Regions from separate parts of the Homo sapiens genome. Here region 1 is linked to region 2. Evidence: chromatin loops called from intact Hi-C (ENCODE). Cell type or tissue: Caco-2. All regions are shown on one strand. Each heading gives the region's core, and the rest is flanking DNA. Links, peaks and the distances in the headings are about the cores only. Region 1 has its middle 470 kb from the start of LINC02494. Region 2 holds the start of LINC02380 (long intergenic non-protein coding RNA 2380).

What was found. Hi-C counts contacts between places; a loop is a spot of excess contacts. Peaks named below come from ENCODE experiments on the same cell type or tissue, not always from the same donor. Only the 100,000 strongest peaks of a DNase experiment are listed, where the experiment ranks them.
Region 1: a loop joins it to region 2, with 31 times the contacts of the local background. A loop is called at or near these places in 4 of 110 quality-filtered maps.

The regions. Positions count from the first base shown.
Region 1 is chr4:58,061,053-58,063,975 of GRCh38, reverse strand. No RefSeq gene overlaps it. Among named protein-coding and RNA genes, the nearest start is that of LINC02494, 470 kb to the left of the region's middle. In Caco-2, for the core only: no CTCF peak of the experiment used is centred there; no DNase peak of the experiment used is centred there.
Region 2 is chr4:57,425,794-57,428,716 of GRCh38, reverse strand. LINC02380 (long intergenic non-protein coding RNA 2380) reads right to left here and starts at 2,845. Exons shown (of 6, transcript NR_125907.1): 1 at 2,699-2,845; 2 at 1,608-1,738; 3 at 1,290-1,412. RefSeq lists an enhancer at 1,620-1,914. In Caco-2, for the core only: a CTCF peak has its summit at 1,748 (motif pointing left); a DNase peak (open chromatin) is centred at 1,736; H3K27me3 peaks cover 150 bases.

The sequences.
Region 1 (2,923 bases), core at 326-2,825, 640 kb before region 2:
CTCTTCGCCATAATATGTGCCACCTCTAGACCTCAGTGGTAAGCTTGGCTCAAATTGCTGCAATAAGCAATAAGAATTGAGGCCCTCAGAGAGACATTTTCCCATCCCCAAGGCATTAAATTGGAAGTATAATGGAGTGGTTTAAAACAACAGTTCTTCAAGAGTTCCGTTTAAATATCCTATAAAAATTAGTTTCTTCCACTTTATTTCCTAGCATCATTTTTCTCCACTAAGAAGATTTAGTATTCATGCAGAGGAAAAAAAAATCACATTACTTCGAAGGACAAGATTGATGGGACCTCGGGAAAAAAAATAATGATTGAAATTCTCAGCTGCTCTCCAAGGTGATTAAATCCTAATTGGGGGAAGGGCCTCACTTGGAACCTGCAGGCTACAGCTGGATGGTTTTGTGGGCTCCAAAGGAAATACAGTTGGATCTATTGCATTCTGCAATTGCTTTAGGCAGTTCTGTATCGAAGGCTTACAATTCGGTAATAGGAAGGCTGACACTGTGATGATTTCTACCCTCCCTAATTATTCTATGATGTTTGTTGATGTGCATAAGCCCAGGTTCTGAAGCGTCATTTAAGAAGGGATAGAGGACCTCTCATTTAGGTGAACAGAGCTCAATTTTAGAGGGAGTTGACATTCCATCCCCCTCCTGAAATGTATTGCCCATCCAACCTTTGAGCCTGATGCCTTCAGGCTGTCATCATTATTTATCAATAGAAGATGACTTATAAGGGTGAAGAACTGACAAAGTCTTATAATATTTAAGCAGCAATTTATAATTTAGATTATCTTCAGACACAAAATCTCAGAAAAGAAGTTCACATATTTTCAAGAAAGAAACTTTCCCATTTTTCCATTTTGCAGATTGAGAAAATGAGATAAAAAGTGTTACATGCTTTGTCAAAGATGACCTAGGCTATAAAGAGCAAACTTGTGAGTTTTTGTTTTGTTTTTGAGTTGTGCTTTTCTGAGTTTTAAAAGAGCGATATTCCATTTTTGTGTCAAATTAGCTTAGCAATTTTTTCACATAATGGTTACAAAAAAGGTGATAAATCCATAACTCATTTAATGGATCTTTTTTAGACATCTGCCATCTGCCAGTGCTGAATAAAACAAATGCTTTTCCTGTCTTCTGGGAGCTTATAATTGAGGAGTAAAGAAAAATTCTGAAAAAGTAATTGTAAGTAAGAGTCAGAAGACTGATTTGATTCTTGTAAACAATATGAGAAATTGAGAGAGAAGCACATTATTGTTTTTCAACAGATGTCATTTGAGTTTGGAGAAGGGCAAAGGAAAGAAGATAATCACTGGAAGACAACCTGAGAAAATAAAAAACAAAACAAAACAGATTTTGTTAAATGCTCAACTTAACTGAACACTTTGACTCCATTTTTTATGTTTGATCTCTGACAGCTTTCAGGACCCACCTCTCTTTTATTCCATTTCCACACATAAAAAAAGTCTGATGCTCCCTTCCATGGCACCCATGGTAACATCAAACAAAGAAAACCCTGGCCCCCCATGGGAGAACAGTTCTGCTAGTCCATCCATTAACCACAATACAAACCAAAGCCATCGCCTCTCACTCAGCACAAGAGGCTCTGGACCAACTTTGGTACCTGCATTACCCATTACCCCAGAAAGCCCTATTTTGTGAGAAACAAACTTTTTGTATCATCTTAGTGCAGGTGTAGCATCATCTACCTTGACATCTGAACCAATTACTGATCCATGGGGCCAACACAAAATAAGTGGTGCTGTAAACAGGGTAGTCAAGATGATCACCACCAGATGGAGTCTCAAGGATGGCAAATGAAGGTCATGTGGTTTGTAAATGGTAGGCTAAGATTTGAAACCAGAGCCATTTGTCTCAACATTTTTAGCTCTCAGCCACAATATGTACTGCCATCTGCCAGTGCTGAAGAAAACAAATGCTTTTCTATTTTTCTGGAAGAAAATGGGAGTCCTCTCTTCCTTTTGACTTGCTACTACTGGCTCTGTTCCCTGCCGGTGAGCATGCCCTTGGAGCTGATGCCTGCTTGCTAATATGCACCTTGAGCTGTACTGCTTCCTGCCAATAAGCTTGGGCTTTGAGCTGTGCTGTGCTGTGGTGCTGTGACCAAGTCCTATTAAGCTTTTATTTTAGATTTATTGTCCGAAGTTGCAAGTTTCAATAATTGGCATGTAGGGACAGAAATATGAAATTGGGACCCTTCTTAAAAAGTATCTGGGTCATGTGTCTTAGCTTGCAACTATCTTTTTGTCTCAATAGTCAACAATAATATAATGTGTATTTAAAAGTAACTAAGAGAATCTTATATTTGATTCAAGCATAAGTCATAATGAATATTATTCAGAGAAAGACTCTCGCCCTGTTACCATTTGTTATCTGTTTCAATCAGGCACTGATCCCCATTCTATAGAACTCTTGGGAGACAGACTGATACATTATAAAAAATATGAGCTCATCAAGTAGCCATTAACGTGGAAGAAGAGGTCTACATTCCTAAAACCAAATGACTTAGTGGAATCGTAGGAGGCCTCACGTGTTTTTGCTACTACTGCCCATGCTTCTGTCAAACAAAATATTTGTATCATTGGGGTTAGAAGAGAAAATATGCATGATACCCCATGGCAGAGAATAGTTTACTTTCAGCCCTGTCCAAAAAATGGAAGACCACAATCTTAATATATAAGTAAAATGGACTAACAAAGACTCTGGATTCAATTGGGTTTTATGGGTTATCAATATGTCAGGGGTTAATTCAAAATCAGTTTAAGCCTAGGGTCCCTAAATCCCAAGAAAGCAACAATCACATTAGGGAGGCTTCTAATGCAGACAATATTTATCTGGGGACCTCTGGACAAGAAAAAAAACAAAACTTATAAATATGGGCAGGGTAGAGAGGAC
Region 2 (2,923 bases), core at 337-2,836:
CTATCTGAAGCTTTACACTGCATGAAACTTCCTCTGGACCCTAGGGGCTTGCCACTAGACCAGCCTACAAGCTATTGTACAGTTTGAAAGATTTTTTTAGAGCAACATAGTTGCTTTATTAATTTTTTAAAAAGAGCTTTTTTTCTGATATGTCTGTGTCTAGAGTCAGGATAGAAAATATGCAGATATATTCTACATTTATCTAATGTCACTATATTCCATGCTATAAACATTAATAACGTCTTCAGAGTCAGGGGAAAATGTAAGGAGAGTGTGATAAAGACAGAGCCTAGAATAAAAGAAAAAGTATCGACTCTGAGACCAAAGAGATGTGGGTTTTATCCCAGCTCCATGTACCTTCTGATCAATTACTTCACCTTAACTTTCTTATTTATAAAACTGAACTGATAATAGCACACTTGGAAATCCAAGAAATAGAGTTATTGTGCATGAAATGCCTGGTGTATAGTATGTGCTCAATAAATGATCATTGTTCTTTGTTTTTCATTATCGTCACTTTGTAATTTTCTTTGGATATGGACTTTAGGGGCTCTAAGTCATGAAAAGTGGCAGGCAGCTGAAAGAACAGTGTGGTTCCATAATTATTTATTGAGTGTCTCCTATATTTAACTTTGCATTAGCTCAAAGGGATACTTTGGAGAACAAGAGCAACAAAGTTCCCACTCTTAGAGCCTACACTCTAGGTGAGAAGTTATAAAATAAATAAGCAAGTAATAGTGTTACAAATGCCATTAGTACTCTGAAATGAGTGTATAAAAGATGTTAGGAATAAAGAATGTGCAATCTATGAAGAGTTTTAGGGAGAAGAGTGAAATGACATAATTTATATTTCTAACAGACCACAGTGACAGTTTGTGGAAAATGGAAGGTTGCAAGTGTGAAAGTGAGCAAGTGAAAGTCATTCTCTGCTGCAGGAGAGTGACATAAGCTGGCCTTGCTTGACTTCAAAATAGTTTTCAGTGTGATCAATTCACCATTTCCATGTGGAGGAGGTCTGTTGTTCAGACTCTTTGGGGGCTAAAAAAGGTTCTTTATGATGAGAGCTGGTAAGTCAATGAAACAGAGCCCAACTCCAAGTTGGATCATGGGGTGATGCAGCAGAAGACTCCAAAAGTCACAGATGAAAGAAGTTTGCGCCAAATTTAGAATAAAGAGATTTAGAAGGCTGCTGGTCGGTTTGAGGCACAGATTTCAGATGGCACAGGAGGAGATAGCAAGCAGTGTTGGACAGGTCTTCATGTAAGGAAGGAGCCAGGACCCGCTCTTACCAGAAACCCGAGCTCTGCCATTTGATTTCTATTAATGCCATGTAAGTCTCTCCATCCCCGAGGTAATTTGACACAGTCTGGGAAGGCTCCTGCTCTCTAGGAGCTGGGCTTTTGCAAGAGATGCTGCAGACAGAAAAACTATGTTAGACCTGTGCACATGTTGATATCTGTGTGTGTATATACATACATACATATATATGACCATTTTAATTTATTTAATTTATGAATCATTTTTCTATAATACAAATTTCTTGCAAAATATAATGCTATAGCCTACGAGTTCTTACAAAGTCACAAACAAGAACTAGCGACATGTACTTGACATAACGTGAAGTCCTGTGCTCTGTGCTCTCTGCGGGGAGAGATGAGGTGATTCTTCAGAAGCTGATCAAAATTCCCTGCCTCCCTCAGGGTAGCTGAGCCTCGGAACAGCGGGAGCACTGCGCCATCTGGTGGGCAGATGCACTGCATCAACGTTCATTAGCAGAGGCTTTTACACACACACACACACACACACACACACACACACAAATGCTTTTCAAGGAAGACTCGAGAACAAATCCCGAAGCTGAGTGACAACTACAAAATACCATCAATTAAAGATATTATCTGGTAAGTTTCACAACAGATTATAAATGAACAGGATTGAAATGTGGTACCACTGTAAATCTTTAATTTTTCAGTTGTATATATAATATCTGATAGTTAATGGGTGTGTACCCTGTGCCAGGTAGGTGCTAGTCTATGTACTTTACATGCATTAACATATGTCATCCTCACAACAATCCTATAAGATAGGCACTATTTCCATCCCGTTTTACAGGTGAGGAAACTGAAACAGAGAGGTTCAGTAACTTGCCCAAAGTTACACAAGTTGGTACGTGGCAAAGCAAGAATTTAACAATGTTCTTAAGCTCTTAGGCACTAGGCTAGGCTGCTTCTCTGATATATACAATGTAGCACCGTGAGATTGGGTGTCATTAAGCAAGAGGTCAGAAAACAGGATTTTGAAAAGCATGTTCTGAAAGTGTAAGATTCCTTTTTCAAATTGCTTCCCCAAGCAAAAGAATGCAAAACTCTGAGCTTCCTATAAGTCAGAACCTTTACAAAAAGCAAGTTTTTGAAGACTGCTTTACAAAAAAAAGCACCCTTATTAGAATCACCGAATTTGGAAGTAAAGGGCAAGATCCCTTGATGATCATAATTGTGGTAGTTAATTTTATGTGTTGACTTACTGGGCCACAAAATTCTCAGATACTTGGTCAAACATAATTCTAAGTGTGTCTATAAGGGTGTTTCTCGATGAAATTAGTATTTGAATTGAGAGACTGAGTGAAGCAGATTGCATTCCTAAATGTGGCAGACCTCATCCAATAGGTCAAAAGACTGAGTAGAACACAACGACTCACCCTTCCTTGAGTGAGAACAAGAGGGAACTCCCTCTGCCTGACTGCTTTGAGATGGGACATCAGTCTTTTCCTGCCTTCAGACTCAAACTGAAATATTGGCTCTTCTTGGGTCTCCAGCTTGCCAACTGCATATCTTAGGACATTCTATTGGCTGTTTCTCTAGAAAACCCTTACTAATGTGATGGCTCATTATGTCATCATCACATTGTCATCATCATTGTGGTC